Regions from separate parts of the Homo sapiens genome. Here region 2 is linked to region 1. The links are chromatin loops, found by intact Hi-C in ENCODE. Cell type or tissue: OCI-LY7. All regions are shown on one strand.

Region 1 (8,000 bases):
GCTACATGTATTGATTGCTGTTATTTCATTAGAATAAAATGATGTGCCATTTGTATAGGTTGGGATCTCCTTCGGTTTTACTAGCATGGCTTAAATATTCCAACTTTAAAATTTCCTGAGTTTAGTATGTAATCTATAAGCATGGGAAGAGTTTTCATGTGCAAATTTCTCTCTTCTTTTTCTTTTGTGAAAGGTCCGATTTTCTCAATAAAACATTATGAAATGAAAAGTGAGATGAGATTGATTAATTATGATTCTTTTTCAGGTGAGAGTAAATTTGGGTACAAGTGAACAAATGCTCCTTTCTGAGCAGAGACTTCATATGGATGACCTGGTTTGGCATTTGGTGGAACTGTGCTATGTTAAGCATAATATTTCCTTTGTTATTGACAAACGTTATGAGACAACTGGCCAAATGGCAGCTGGTGGGATGCATAATTTGAATTTTCAACATGGAATCTATGTAGGAGGCCGCAGGGCACTCAATGTACCTTATCTGTACGGAAAGCTCCCCAATTTTTGAGGATGTATGAAGGATGTGGTATTTAACCAGAGGGAGATCCTTACGTCCCTTAGATCTTACCCTGGTTTTAAGAAGGTTTATGAGGTGTCACTAGGATGCAATGACGAGTTTTTTTTGCAGGGGAGGATGAAGCCATCAATTTCTTTAGCTCCAGATTCTCTGTCAGTTTTCCAGAATGGAAAGTGCAAGGGTAAACACTATTGGAATTTACTTTGCAAACTGTAACTCAGCAAGCCTTGCTTTCATTTCAGTTGGGTAAGGAAGGAGATTTTGTTGCTTTGTAAATAGATGAAAGTCTATTGAAGGCTTATGTAGGAAGGCATAAAAGTAAAACTCAGCTTTCTTCTTTTAGTTTTGTCAGTGACAACAAGTGGCATGTTATTCAATTCAAATTCACAGGGGAGTATCTGGACCTAACAGTAGATGAAAAAAAGGTAAGGAAGTCACTGCCTTTGCAAAGCAAACATTTGTATCTGAAGGAGCCCTTTTTGTGGGAGGTCTTGATAACCAAATGTGGGAAGAAGTAAAGAGGTTAGAACTTGCCTCTGTGCCTGGGAAATTTGCTCGAGGAACCTCTTTCAAAGGGTGCTTAAGAAGCTTGGAAGCCAATTCAGAAAAGAGAGCGTTAAGGGATGCCCTTGTTTTCAAAGATATTCCTGTTGTTGTAAAACTGAGAGTGTTGATAACACAAATCCTTCCATAACAGCGATAGAAAATCTGCATCAGTCAGAAGTTTTCCTTTCCACTGCCGTCCCTGAGGTCATCAAGCCTTTTCTTCAAGATGAGAGTAGCGATTTCTTGGTTTTGAATAACTTGCAGGTCCAAGAAGGTGGACCTTACTGAAACAAAGGCACATGAAACTGGATGTGAAATTTAAGGATTTGGGTATCCATCATTCTCAAATACTATTTAAAATAGAGGGAAGGCCTATTCATGGGTTCCTTCAATTAAATGTACCACCTGAGCAAGTAATGGAGACAGCTTTTACCATGTTAGACTTATGGCAAGGAAAAGTTTGATATGTCCATGATGGTTCAGAAGAACCTATGGATTATTTTACATTTTTGGTTTCTCCCAATAGCAAGAAAGAAATGCCATTATATCTGCAAGAACGTGTTCCACATGTGTTTAACATTATTGTCATTCCAGTCAATGATCCCCCATACCTTAAGGTACCAGAAGGAAACTTGCTTCTTCTATTTGAGAACTCTAAGAAACAACTGACCCCAAGTATGATAGACATGTCAGACCCTGACACAGATTCTTTGAGTCTTTGTATTTCAGTTCTTGGCAACTTCAATTCAGATGCTGGGGTTTTAGAAAATGCAAGTGATCCCGGGAATGCCATTAATCATTTTACACATGAAGATTTAAGAGATGGCAACATTTTCTATGTGCACAGGGGTCATCGAAACTCTCAGATTGTTCTGAGAGCAAGTGATGGAGAGCTGGTTAGTAATACAGCAGTGGTGTGGAACATGGCTGTTTCTTGGGACTTTGCAGTGGCCGTTAGAACTGGTGTGGTTGTAGAACAGGGTGGCACTCCTCTGATTACATGGAGTAACTTGTCAGTGGAGGTTAATGGTGAATGGCATGAGATGGAGACCCGCTCTGACATCACTCATCCACCTCAGTATGGCCAGATTCAGCGGTGAGGGTCAAGTGGGAAATGGAAACAAGTTAGTACCTTTTCTCAGTGTTCTGTTGATTGGAGTCGGGTCCAGTACTATAGTACATTGAAAGAATTGCAGCTAGAAAATGTTACAGATCATTTTAAATGTAAAGTTAACATAGAAGGAAAAGTCAGTGAAGAGCTGATATTTCCAGTTACAACACAATGGCTGAAGTTTATCCTGAAAAATGTTCCTCTAGAGATGAGTCAACTAAACAAGAACATATTGAATTCTGATCATTTGCAGGCTGCAACAGAGGGTGTGGAAGTAGCTGAGAGGGAACTACATTTTAAGTTATTGATCCCATCTAAGAAAGGAAAATTGGTACTTGGCAATAAAGTTCTAAAAACAAACTCAATTTTCAGCCAAAAAAATATTACAGACTCTAAGATAAGTTATGAACCTCAGGAGAGGCCAAGGGAAGACTCACAGGATACTTTTAGGTTTTTGGTTGTTGCAAAATACATAGACTCAAAAGATTATACTTTCAGAATCAACTTTAAAGCAGATAAGACATACTTTATTTTAACTAACAGAGGATTATTTGTAAAAGAAGGAGAAGGAAAATTAATTACAAAATCAGAACTATTTGTTCAAATTTTGGACAATCAGATCTTCCAATATAAAATCTCCAAGGGCCCTCAACATGGGAAGCTGAAACTGCTTAACTTGTCTGATTCTCTGGAAAGTAATGACAATATCACTATGTTCACAAATCAAGAGAGAGTGAGTGAACAGGTGATCTATGTTCATGATGACTCTGAGACTGAGTCTGATGAGTTCTTTTTTGTGGCCTTCACCAAAGGACCAGGGGGGAGCAGTCAGGGATCTTGACTCACAGCATTCATCTATGGAAATAAAAGTCACACTTTCCGTTGGGTTAAAGAATGATGAGAAACCAGTACGCATGATAGATAAGGTCTTTCATGTTGTGCGGAATGGCCAGCGCTTATTGACCCTGGCAGATCTCTGTTACCATAACCCTGACTTAGATTTTGATAATGGGCAGTTGCTGTACACCCAGCGGGGCATCCCAAATGGGGATTTAGTGTGAGCCAGAGACCCCACTCAGAAACTCTACCAGTTCAGGCAAGAAGACCTGCAGGAAGGGCACGTGCTTTTCAGGCATCAGGGTGCAGACTTGGATCGCTTCGTGCTGTTTGTGACAGATGGTGTCCACTACACATCATCTCTTCTCAAGGCCAGTGTGTCAGACCCTTATGTCCAGATAGCCAACAACACGGGGCTGCTCATACAGAGAGGAAAGGATGGCAGCCTCACAGTGGCCAACCTAAGTGTCACCACAAACCAAAATGTCAGAACAGACCACAAGATTGAATTCCACATTGTGCAGGGCCTAAAGCATGGCAGGATCCTGGTCAATCATTCTGTTTCCCACTCATTTTCTCAGGATGACTTGTTGATGTGTGATTTATAGGCACGATGGCAGTGATGACTTTGATGTATTCAACCTGAGAGTGAAAGTTAAAGCCACATACTTAGAGGTGAGAGTGGGTGTCTATGTTCAAGTGTGCTTGGAAGGTCACCCACATCACACGCAGGTTCTGCACATCGAGACTCTAGTAGTTGAAGAAAGAAAACCAGTAAAACTGAATACAGGAAGGCTCCAGGTAGGTAATTATCCTATCCACAGCACTAAGAATTCTCATTCTTACAGGTGCTAATAATCTGTTTGCTTCTGAAAGCTATTTTTGTGTTGATTTCTCCCCTGGTATCAGGAGTGAATTTTTAAAAATATAGATGCCATTGAGAAGAAAACTTGGAAAGTTTCATGATTTTGATGCTACCAATTTTCCTACAGTTGGAAATGGAATGTAAGCAATGCTCAGGCTTATTTTAAAGTTGGGCTCACATGTGCATACATGTGCATCATATATATGTTTAGTACAGTAAAAACTTGGACTAAGGGAGAGAGGTATATATTATGGTAAATTAAGAGATCTTTTATTCATTATCCATAGCAACACTGCCAATATTTCATTTGATCTGAGTTATATTTATGATGTGCTGAATGAAGCACAGTATAAAAACTTGGAGTAATTTAACAAATGTAAGAAACATTCCTAAGATACCAGCAAATACTATATTATATAGTTTGTTTAGGTCTGAATGTGGCCTTGTTTAGTATCCTGAAAGTGATGGTTAAAACTAGCCTAGACCAGTGGAATGTCAGAGGTGAGACCAAAAATCACCTGGTTTTCTGGGCCTCGTACTGGAAACTTCCAGCAGGCACAGCCATGCTGATCAGAGTTTGGAAGGGGTGTTCTTTTTTAGGGTAATGCTGTGTAGGGTGTGGGATGTGTAAGCTGCGATTTATAACAACTGGCCACAAATGCAGGCTATTCTGAATCTACCCTCGGGACTGCAAACAAGTTTGCTTTTTTGCTAGATGCAGCCAATAAAATTAAGTAAAAATGAATTCAAATCAGAATGGGTTAAATACTTTTGAATAAGACTTTGAATAGTGAGTTTGGAATAAGAACCAGCTTTTTTGTTCTTTTTCAAGAGCTTATATTTAAGTTTCACCACAAGGGGGCATATGCAGTCCAATGACTATACATCAGTTATAATCAGATTTGAGATGGAGTTCCCGGAATAAAAAAATACGTATTGAAAGTGCTGAGCGAGTTCAAATGGGGGATGATAACTTTCCTCTCAAGGTCTTACAAGTTTACTGACCCAACTGCTGCGTCTTCTACCATCTTGTATTCCTTCTCCTTACACTACCATTTTATTTCTTTCACCTCAACCTTGGAGTCCTGGGTTTTTTTGCTGCTGTGAATGACACTTGGTTAATACATTAGTAGCTACTTAGGTGTTGCTGACCATTACTTTTTTTTGTGACCAGGGCCAATATTAAAAATATTGGCATGGGCACCAAAACAGACTCAGGCTTAAACTGTGTATCAACCCTAAGTACAACTTAAGCCAATTGTGGATGTTAATATAAGACAATGTGGTTTTCAACAGTCTTCACTTCTACATTTATTAATGTTTTTCTTTTTGTGTCTATATATGGTGTGTGTGAACTCAAGGCTGGGCATGAAGATAATATTCCTTCAGAGGCAGTGTTCATAGTCGGAACTCCACCAATGCATGGATACCTCCAAAAATTTATACCAGAAGAAGGCAGCTTGGGTGCAGATGAAAAGTCCCTTTGACTTTCACACAACCGGATGTGGAGGATGGCAATATCCTTTATGTGCAGACATCCCCCAACCAAGAACAGGACTGTTTTTCCCTGGATGTGATGAATGGTTTCCAAGTTGTGAGCAGAGTCGAAATCTTGGTGGACACCACGCCTAAGTGGATTTTTCTGCAGGTACAGAATTTCACAGTTCAAGAAGGTGGCTCCAGAGAACTTCTAGAAGACTACCTCAAAATTCCAAGTAAATATTTTGAGGGATTTGACTGTGAATTTGTTCTACTTATTAAACCACTGAAACACAGTTATGTTAAAAGTTCTAATTTTCCAAGAGGAAAGCTAATAAAATTTATTGGGAAACAGGTAATAACTCTCAGTTTATGTAATTGGGAATGTTGGGTAGGAGAAAAAAATGGCTATTTATTATTTAGATTTATGGGTATGATGGTGTGTCTAGCATTGGTGGGTTCTTGGTCTCACTGACTTCAAGAATGAAGCCACGGACCCTCGGGTGAGTGTTACAGCTCTACAGCTCTTAAGGTGGCGCATCTGGAGTTTGTTCCTTCTGACCTTCGGATGTGTTCGGAGTTTCTTCCTTCTGGTTGGTTCGTGGTCTCGCTGGCTCAGGAGTGAAGCTGCAGACCTTCGCAGTGAGTGTTACAGCTCTTAAGGTGGCGCGTCTGGAGTTGTTCATTCCTCCCAGAGGGCTCGTGGTCTCGCTGGCTTCAGAAGTGAAGCTGCGGACTTTCACGGTGAGTGTTATAGCTCATGAAAGCAGTGTGGACCCAAAGAGTGAGCAGTAGCAAGATTTATTGCAAAGAGCGAAAGAACAAAGCTTCCACAGGGTGGAAGGGGACCCGAGCGGGTTGCCACTGCTGGCTCGGGCAGCCTGCTTTTATTCTCTTATCTGGCCCCACCCGCGTCCTGCTGACTGGTAGATCCGAGTGGTCTGTTTTGACAGGGCACTGATTGGTGCATTTACAATCCCTGAGCTAGACATAAAGGTTCTCCACATCCCCATCAGATCAGTTAGATACAGAGTATGGACACAAAGGTTCTCCAAGGCCCACCAGAGCAGCTAGATACAGTGTCGACTGGTGCACTCACAAACCCTGAGCTAGACACAGGGTGCTGATTGGTGTGTTTACAAACCTTGAGCTAGATAGAGTGCTGATTGGTGTATTTACAATCCCTGAGCTAGACATAAAGGTTCTCCAAGGCCCCACCAGAGCAGCTAGATACAGAGTGTCCATTGGTGCGTTTAGAAACCCTGAGCTAGACACAGGGTGCTGATTGGTGCGTTTACAAACCTTGAGCTAGATACAGAGTGCCGATTGGTGTATTTATAATCCCTGAGCTAGACATAAGGATTCTCCACCTCCCTACCAGACTCAGGAGCCCAACTGGCTTCACCCAGTGGATACCACACCCGCGCTGCCGGTGGAGCTGCCTGCCAGTCCCGTGCCATGCGCCCGCACTCCTCAGCCCTTGGGTGGTCGATGGGAGTGGGTGCTGTGGAGCAGGGGGCGGCTCTCATCGAGGAGGCTTGGGCCGCACAGGAGCCCATGGAGGGGGTGGGAGGCTCAGGCATGGCGGGCTGCAGGTCCCGAGCCCTGCCCCGCGGGAAGGCAGCTAAAGCCCGGTGAGAAATCGAGCGCAGCGCTGGCGGGCTGGCACTGCTGGGGGACCCAGTACACCCTCCGCAGCCGCCGGCCCGGGTGCTAAGCCCCTCATTGCCCGGGGCCGGCAGGGCCGGCCGGCTGCTCCGAGTGCCGGGCCGCCAAGCCCACGCCCACCCGGAACTCCAGCTGGCCCGCAAGCACCGCGCACAGCCCAGGTTCCCGCTCGCGCCTCTCCCTCCACACCTCCCTGAAAGCTGAGGGAGCCGGCTCTGGCCTTAGCCAGCCCAGAAAGGGGCTCCCACAGTGCAGCGGTGGACTGATGGGCTCCACAAGTGCCGCCAAAGTGGGAGCCCAGGCAGAGGAGGCGCCAAGAGCGAGCGAGGGCTGTGAGGACTGCCAGCACGCTGTCACCTCTCAATGGGACCTTGGAGGGTGTCTAGTCCACCTCCCAACAGATGCTAGAAGCCCTTCCACAGTATTCCTATAGAAAGGTTATCTAGCCAGTGCTTAAACATCTTCAGTGATAGGGAACTTACTACTTGCTGAGATGAGCCCTTCCAATGTAAATACGCTCCAATTTTTAGATAGTTATTTAGGCTGAGCTGAAATCTGCCATTTAAAAACTTTTTCTCCTAGGCGCTGGCTCTAGTACCCCAGATTTATTCTGTACCAGAGGTACCTCTGGTACAGAATAAAACATATGCCTCCTAGATTCATTCATAGTATGATTCTCCTAGAATCATACTATTCTGGTACAGAATAAATCATACCCATCCTTTCATGAAAGCTTTTTAAGTATTTGAAAGAAAAGATGATCAGATTTCCTTGAATTTTATCTTTCTTAGGTTAAACATCCCTAGCTTTCCAGCTTTTGCTTCTATGCCATGGGTTTCCTGCACGATCCTGGTTGCCCAGTTCTAGATGAGTGCCACATTGTCACTGGCCCTGTCAGCAATATCGGGGTAATGCCCAGGTATTTAACACAAGTATGCTTTAATCATTGGTGGATTTTTTTA
Region 2 (8,000 bases), 630 kb after region 1:
AATGAGTTGATTACATTCTTTATTACAACAACCTGATCTGTTTCCTTTGCGAGTGATTTGGAAAACACTTTTCATTTAACTTTTACTCAAGGTTTTTCTTGTTCTTTGAAGTGACAGTTGGTCTGTGAAGTCGGCTTAATGTCAAAGTCAGGTTATTGAGTCAGCTGCTGAAGAATATAAACTTAAGATGGCTTTAGAGATAGCCACTCATTCTAGTGCTCTATGTTCCTAAAAAATATTCTCTGGCGGAGTGATACAGGAAGAAAGGGGCATCCTGCGAGACTCAAATTCACAGACTTGACTTGGAGCTGGTTTTAGAAGTCGGGAAGGTTTCACTCACCGTCGGCTTCCTCAGGGTTCCAACGGTTGCTGGGTTCTTTATTATTCTTATTGTTTTTTGTGATTGTTGTGTGTATTAGGGCCAGGTTTAGGCTAAAGAGTATTTCAGGCTCAGAAGCTGGAGCTAGCAGTGCTGGGGTCACGTGCAGTGTTTCCAGGGCACAAAGGGTCAACCCCTGAATCTGGGCTTATAAAAAATTGAGTGACTTTGGCATGAAAAATTAAGTGACTGGGTTGCTCCCTCGTTTTCCATTCCCATTTTGTTTTTTAACTTTGTTAAACTCAGGGGTGGGGTAACCATAATGCCAGGAAGGATGTTGGGGAGTTAGTGATATGGAAAGAATGGTCAGATGCTTTCCTTCATCCTTTGAATGCTCTTCCCTGCCCCTAAAAATATAAAGATTTAAAAATTATTATTATAGTAAACGTCCTCTGGTACTCTTGTGGATTTGTTTTTTCTATTTAAAATTCAAATCCCAGTGGAATTATTTTAGAGTAAGTAGTGAAGTAGGGATGCAACTTTGCTTTTCCCCCTCATATGGTTAGTTGGTTGCCCAGCCCCATTTGGTGAGTCATCCATCTGTTTCCCGCTTTTTGACATGCTACATTAACCGTAGATACGACAGTGATCATTTTTGGCTAAAAAATTATTTTTGAAGGTTTGGCAAATTCAAGACAAATTCTACAAAGGATCACCCGCATTTCTTCTAGTCAGCTGAAGTAGTGCCCTCAGGTGGTAACAGTCTTAAAAACACAGTTTGCATTCTCTGTGCCAGGTTTCAGATTGTGTTATTCTTGATGCGTTTTTACTGACTTTATTAATAGTCTTCTTTCCTTTTAAATAGACAATACTAATTTACATAAAATGCTACTGCTTTTTGTTATTCCCTGTATGTACTTAGATGTATTCCCCCTTTTTGGTGTCTATATTGATCTACCTGTCTGATCATGCATTGTCAGCATGCTGTTTCTATTAAGATAATTGTATAATGTTCTAATACTTCAGGGTACTTCTCTACCAATAGGGAAGTTGTATTAGTCCATTCTCATGCTGCTAATAAAGACATACTAGAGACTGGGTAATTTATAAAGAAAAAGAGGTTTAGTGGACTCACAGTTCCACATGGCAGGTGAGGCCTCAGGAAACTTACAATCATGGCAGAATGGGAAGGGGTAGCAAAGGCATGCCTTGCATGGTGGCAGGCAAGAGAGCATTTGCAGGGGAACTCCCCTTTATAAACCCACCAAATCTCTTGACACTTATTCACTATCACGAGAACAGCTGGGGGAAAACCCACTCCCATGATTCAATTACCTCCCACCAGGTCCCTCCCACAACACGTGGGGATTATGGGAGCTACAATTCAAGATGAGATTTGGGTGGGGACACAGCCAAACCATATCAGAAGTGAAAAGAGTGGAAAAGGAGAACAAACAATTCCTTTGTACACATCATTTTCACTCATGTTCCAATGATGTCGTACGGCCATACCTGGCTGCAAAGGAGTCTGGAAACTGCATTCTGTAGTTGAGTGGCTATGTGTCCAGCTAAATTTTATTCACAAGGAAGATACCAAGGTTCAGCATGCTCTGGTGGGACACTTTTCACTTTAGACAAATGTCTAAATACAAATATTAATGGAAGTAGGCTTAAAATAGATAAAAGATTAAAGAGTTTTAATTACTTGAAGAAAAGAAGGATTTTGTTTAAATGAATGTATGCACTGGGCAATATATGATTAGAGAGTGAAACACTGGCACATTATAAAGGACCAGTAGAATTTCACAGAAGTGTTGCCAATAGAAATTTATTTTTGGCCAGTCTGCTCCATCTACCTAAGTTGTTGACTTGAAGACATTGTGTGTTCAGATTAGAATGACAGACGAAGCATACATATTGTTTCTGTCTTTTTGCGTCTGATGCTCAAATTAAAATTGGATGAGTATGCTCCTTAGTGGTTGTAGTTTGGTAATACTACTGATTTGTGTGTGTGTGTGTGTGTGTGTGTGTGTGTGTGTGTGTCTGTGTTTAGTTTCAGTTCAACTCGGCCACTTCCAGTTGAGATTAATAAAGCCAGTTATTCACTTAAAGTACCTGTACCCACCAGGCTGTATGGCTGAGGCTAGATCTATAAAAACTCAAAGCTAGAAAATGCTTCCATAACTATGACAGTATCTCAGCACTTCAGAAATTATAGAATTTGAGAGTTTAAAAAGGAACATAGTTATCCGATCAGACACTATCAGTTGGAAGGAGTAGCTATCTCTGCCAGAGTTTAAAAGTGGCAGAGAGGATTTTATATACCACTTCAGCTTGCATTATCATCAGAGGAATCAGACATTGTGTTCTGGTGATAAAGCCATTTAAAAAATTTTCTTTTCCAGTCTAATGATTTAAAAACCAAATAGCTATATCAAATTTCTTATTGTTACTCAAACCTTTTAATGTCCTAGTTGATGAAATAACAATTCCCATTTCATACAGTTCTTTGAATTAATTATAACTGTAATTTCCTTAAAAATTCCATATTTGATTATTTTGAATTAAAAATGCTCACAGCATCTTAACAGTATAGAAGTATAGTCAAATGCCCTTCCATTATTTTTGCTACTAATGCATATTCCTTGCCAGAAATAACAAATGTTAATACTTTACTATAGCCCGGGGTGGTGGCTCACACCTGTAATCCCAGCACTTTGGGAAGCCAAGACAGGCAGATCATTTGAACCCAGGAGTTCGAGACCAGCCTGGGCAACATGTTGAAGCCCTGTCTCTACAAAAATTATAAAAATTAGCTGGGTGTGGTGGCACATGCCTATATTCCCAGCTACTTGGGAGGCTGAGCCCAGGAGCAAGGCTGCAGTGAGGCATGAGCGAGCCACTGTACTACAGCTTGGGTGACAGAGCGAGACCTTGTCTCAAAAAAAAAAAAAAGGTTTAACTATAGAATTAACGTGCATATGTGCTCATAAACATGGGTACACGTGCGTACATTTTTTAAAACATAAATTAGATCATGCCACCCGTTATTCTGTGACTACATTTTTTAGTTTAACCATATATTTCAGACTTCTTTCCATGTCATTACATTATTTTATCTGATAAGGTTGAGTGTATTTTTACACTGTTTTTCTTATGTCATCCTAGAGAAAGATGCATAGAATTAAATCCTTTTAACATTAACATACAGAGTTAAAAGTATACCCCAAGCATTGGTTCTTATCCTTCAAAGGTCCTTTTTCAGATTTTGTGAAGGCCATTGGAATGCCCAGGTTGTAAGTTGAGTGTAGTTTTAATATTTGGAAATTGAACTAATAATAATCCCAACTTTATCCATGTTAATGCTTCTATGTATTTAAAGTTATAAGTAGTTAATAAGACATAATTTGAACAGATTATTTTGGATAGCCGATGTATAATCAATTCATAGGAATTTAAGAAAGAAGTTTTTTGTGTGTGACCTCAGGTTTACTTTTGCATTTAGTTATGAACTACATTCAAACTAGATTTGGTTTCACATTTTCTTAGCTCTTTTAAAAACATATTATCAAAAAATTAAAATTAATTTCCCTATGCTCATATATTATTATTTTATAATCTGAATTTTCTGGGACGGAGTTGTAATTCTTCTGACAATCCAATAAATTTATTTTGTGTTCTGTGAGCTTACAAGTCCACTAGAGGGTGCATTTTACTCTTTTTTGACACAGACAGAAATTTAAGTCCATAATTTTGTTTCACTTTCACAGAGCTAGTTGGGTTAACAGCTTTGGAAAGCAAAGTCCCTTAAATTCTTAAACATGGACACTAGGAGACTGTTGTACAAAAACATAATTCATTAGTATAAAGCAACCATATCATTATTAAAATAGTGGCCTTACCAGTGGATGCTATTGTAGGATGCAGAAGGGAGCACGGTGGGGTGGGGATGTCTAGGGAAGCTTCATGGGCAAGATGGGATCTGTAGTGTTCAAACACCTGGTGAAGTCAAACTTTTTGGTCTCAGGACCCCTTTACACCATTGATAATTATTAAGGCTCCCAAATAGCTTTTATTAATGTGGGTATTGATATTTAATGTTCTAGCAATTAAAATTTTTTTTTTTTTTACTAATGCATTTAAAAATAACAATAGTAACGGGCCAGGCCTGGTGGCTCAAGCCTGTAATCCCAGCACTTTGGGAGGCTGAAACGGGCGGATCACCTGATGCCAGGAGTTCGAGACCTGGCCAACATGGAGAAACCCCATCTCTACAAAAATAAAAAAATTAGCCGGGCTTGGTGGCACGCGCCTATAATCCCAGCTACTTGGGAAGCTGAGGCAGGACAATTGCTTGAATCAGGGAAGCAGAGGTTGCAGTGAGCTGAGATCTTGCCGTTGTACCAGCCTGGCAACAGAGCGAGACTGTCTCAAAAAATAAATAAAAATAAACCCATTACATGTTAATATGAATAACATTTAAATGAAAAAGAACTATATTTTCCAAAACAAAAATTAGTGAGAAAATGGCATTGTTTTACCTCTTTGCAGATCTTTTTAATGTCTGGGTTAATAGAGGGCAGCTAGAGTCTCATATTTGCCTCTGCATTTAATCTGTTGTGTGTTTTGGTTAAAGTATGTGAAGAAAATTCAACCCCACGCAGCTATGAAGTTGGAAAAGAATATTTTAATAGCCTTTTCTGATAATTGTGAGTAGTCTTCTGTGATTCTATATCTAAACAATCAAATGGTAGTTCCTTAGGGGCTAGTTGCCATGTGGAACCTGAAACCATATCAGTGAACTTATTCTAGTTAGTTATGTTAAAAGCCAGTAGTCTCTCTTGGACCTTGAAAGACTCTTTTGCTCAGGCATGACTTTGTAATATTACACATTGGTCTTGGAAAATATTGGTTCATCTAGTTATGTAAATCTTCCAAATGTTAACACAATATCAGTCTTGTAAATATGTCAAGTTCATGATGGCAGATACAAGTTTTCTAAGAATTTAATTTTCATTTGAAAGCTTGAATTTTATCACTGGCAACAAATACTAACAGTTGTTTTCCTTGAATTGACATGCCCACTTCATTTATTTTTAAGAAAATATCTGTGAAATACCCAAGTTCGAATAATTATAGTTTGCCTGTAAGTCATTTTTTCAAGTAAAAATGGTGTTCCATGAAAAGAGAAGTTAGTTAGGTTCACGAGTACTTTTCCTTGAGACAACCCTTAGACTTTTACATAGAGCAGAAATGTTTTGTATGTATTTCATCACACAGAATAGTAACGTGTCAAGATTTAATAAAATTGATAGTTTACTGCTTCATCAAGGCCATTTTTATGTAAAACACAATGGCAGCTGGTAGAGTTTGGTGCCACCAGCATGATTTGTGCTAAAGGGCCAGCAGTTTCACTCACTCACTCTCTCCATCAATGTTAATGCAAACACAATGCAAGAGGTAAATAATGTCTTAGTATGATGACATTAGTTTTGATCCTGCAGATCCTCTGAAAGGGTCTTGGGGACCCTCAGGAGTCCATGCACACATTGAAAACGGCTGGACTAGGAGAAGCATAGAACTGGGTGTTGTGAAGCCATTGCAAACAAGGATGGTGTATGAGGGCAGGGGTGAACATGAGTGTCAGCCGAACAAGGGGCTGAGGGTAGACTCCAATTGATGGCTCTTGTGGGAATAGAGGAAATCAGAGGAGAAAAGAATGTGTCTTGAAGGCAGAGCAGACCGGAGAGGTCCCTGAACACAAGTTCTGAGAAGCAATTTTGTGGCTTTCCTGGTAGGTGGGCATGCGTCTTTAATTAAGCACCCCTGCCCTTCCCACTCTGCCCTGTTTCTCCCATATTTCTACCTGTTGGTTCTATTTTTACCCCCAAATGCAGCATAAGGCTCTGCTTTCTCCTGTGCAGCCTTTCAAATATGAACTTAGGGTCTTGAGGCCCAGTGGAAGGGAGCTTCGAATGTCAGAACAACTGGAAACTTTTTTCCATAGATAGTAAGGAGCCATTGCTTACTCTGGTCTCTCCTTCCCTTCCTGTTTTTCTGCCTACCTTTTTGAGAATGGCATTTGACAATGATATTTATTGAAAGAGCACTATGTATTAATAGTGCTCTTGGGTTATGTTAGGGTTGCAGCCGTGAACAGACAGCCTCAGTACCTGCTGTCAAAGAGCCAAGAATCTAGTAAAGGATACAGGCAAATGTGGTCAGGATCATGGGAACATTTGGTGAGGGCCTCTAATCCCAGAGGGGAAAGGGCTTGCAGGTCAGATTGCAGGACTTTTTGGAAGAACTAAGACTATGGAGGCTGAGACTTAAAGAGTGAGGGGTTAGTTAAGCAAAAGGTATAGGGAGCCTAAGGAAAAGGAGAGGGTTCTGGAGAGGGCTCCACAAGGATTTGGATTTAGAGACAGCACATGAGCAGTCAGTGTGGCCGCAGCGTAGACTGCTAAGTGGTCAGGCCTTCACTTGAGATTGGAGAGGGAGTATGGACTGAATTGTGTCTCCCCAAGTTCATATGTTGAGGCTCTGTCCCCCAGTGACTACGTTTGGAGATAGGGTCTATATGGAGGGAATTAGGGTTAAATGAGGTCTTAAAAGTGGGGCCCTAATCTGATACTACTAGTGTCCTTATTTTAAAAACACCAGAAAGCTCCCTCACTCTCCACACTCATGCACCAAGGAAAGGCCATGTGAGGACAAAGTAATGGTTTGCTAGCCAGAAATAGAGCCCTCATCAGAAACTGAACCCTCTCAAACTTTGATCTTGGACTTTCCGACCTGCAGAACTGTGAGAAAATACATTTCTGTTGTTTAAGCCACCCAGGGTCTTGGTATTTTGTCATGGTAGCCTAAGCTAAGATAAGGAGTTACCACCCAGAGAAGCTGATGAGCTCTGCCAGCCTTGTTAAGGAGCTTGGTTTTTATTTTGAGGGTTTTGGTGAGACATCAAAATGTTGTAAGAAGCAGAGTGAAAGATTATTCAAGGTGAAGTGTGAGGGATGGATTGACTGGGGCTGTGCAGATAAGAGTGTTATGAGAGAGACAGAGAAGTGGATGTTATAGGCTGGATGAGGGTGGCAGAAGTGGGCAGTGGGGATTGAGAGAAACTTGGTTTCGAGAAACAGTTTAATAGTTTTGTAGACTTGAAAATTGGTGACTGGATGGGTCAGTGAAGGAGAATGAGGAGTCAGGACTTCCAGGTTTCTAGGTGGGTGATCCTTGTTCACTGAACTAGAGAACAGCAGAGCAGCAAGTTGAGAGGAGCCAAGGGTGCATTTGGTTTTCATCATGATGAGTTTAATGTGTTTGTGGGATATCCACGTGGAAACATTCCCCAAGCAACTGGCTTATACAGTGCTGGAGACCAGAAAGAGCAGGGGAAAGAGGGAGAGAGAGAAAGAGGAACAGAGAGCAGGAGAGAGAAATGGGCTACTGATCTAGGTAAAAATGCTATTAGTGAGATTCTGTAGTGGCAATGGCCAAATCACTTAATTCCTCTCAATATTTCTTTCATCTCCTGTAAAATAGAAATAGTATTTTTTTTGCTTACCTACCAAGCTGTTATATACTCAAAAATAAAACTAAAATAGAAAATATGGCAAAAGCACATTGTAACTACAAAGGACTGCACATATTTGAGTAATTTATTATACTGGGATCTCTA

The links. Peaks named below come from ENCODE experiments on the same cell type or tissue, not always from the same donor. Only the 100,000 strongest peaks of a DNase experiment are listed, where the experiment ranks them.
Region 2: it touches region 1 in a loop (8-fold over the local background); 23 of 110 quality-filtered maps call a loop at or near these places.

The regions. Positions count from the first base shown.
Region 1 is chr5:54,864,297-54,872,296 of GRCh38, reverse strand. It overlaps the pseudogene CSPG4BP. Among named protein-coding and RNA genes, the nearest start is that of ESM1, 120 kb to the left of the region's middle. In OCI-LY7, CTCF peaks have their summits at 4,541 and 4,750 (motif pointing right); a DNase peak (open chromatin) is centred at 4,746.
Region 2 is chr5:54,230,770-54,238,769 of GRCh38, reverse strand. All of the region lies in intron 1 of ARL15 (ARF like GTPase 15), which reads left to right. Among named protein-coding and RNA genes, the nearest start is that of ARL15, 76 kb to the left of the region's middle. In OCI-LY7, CTCF peaks have their summits at 1,043 (motif pointing left), 3,833 and 4,039 (motif pointing right); a DNase peak (open chromatin) is centred at 4,029.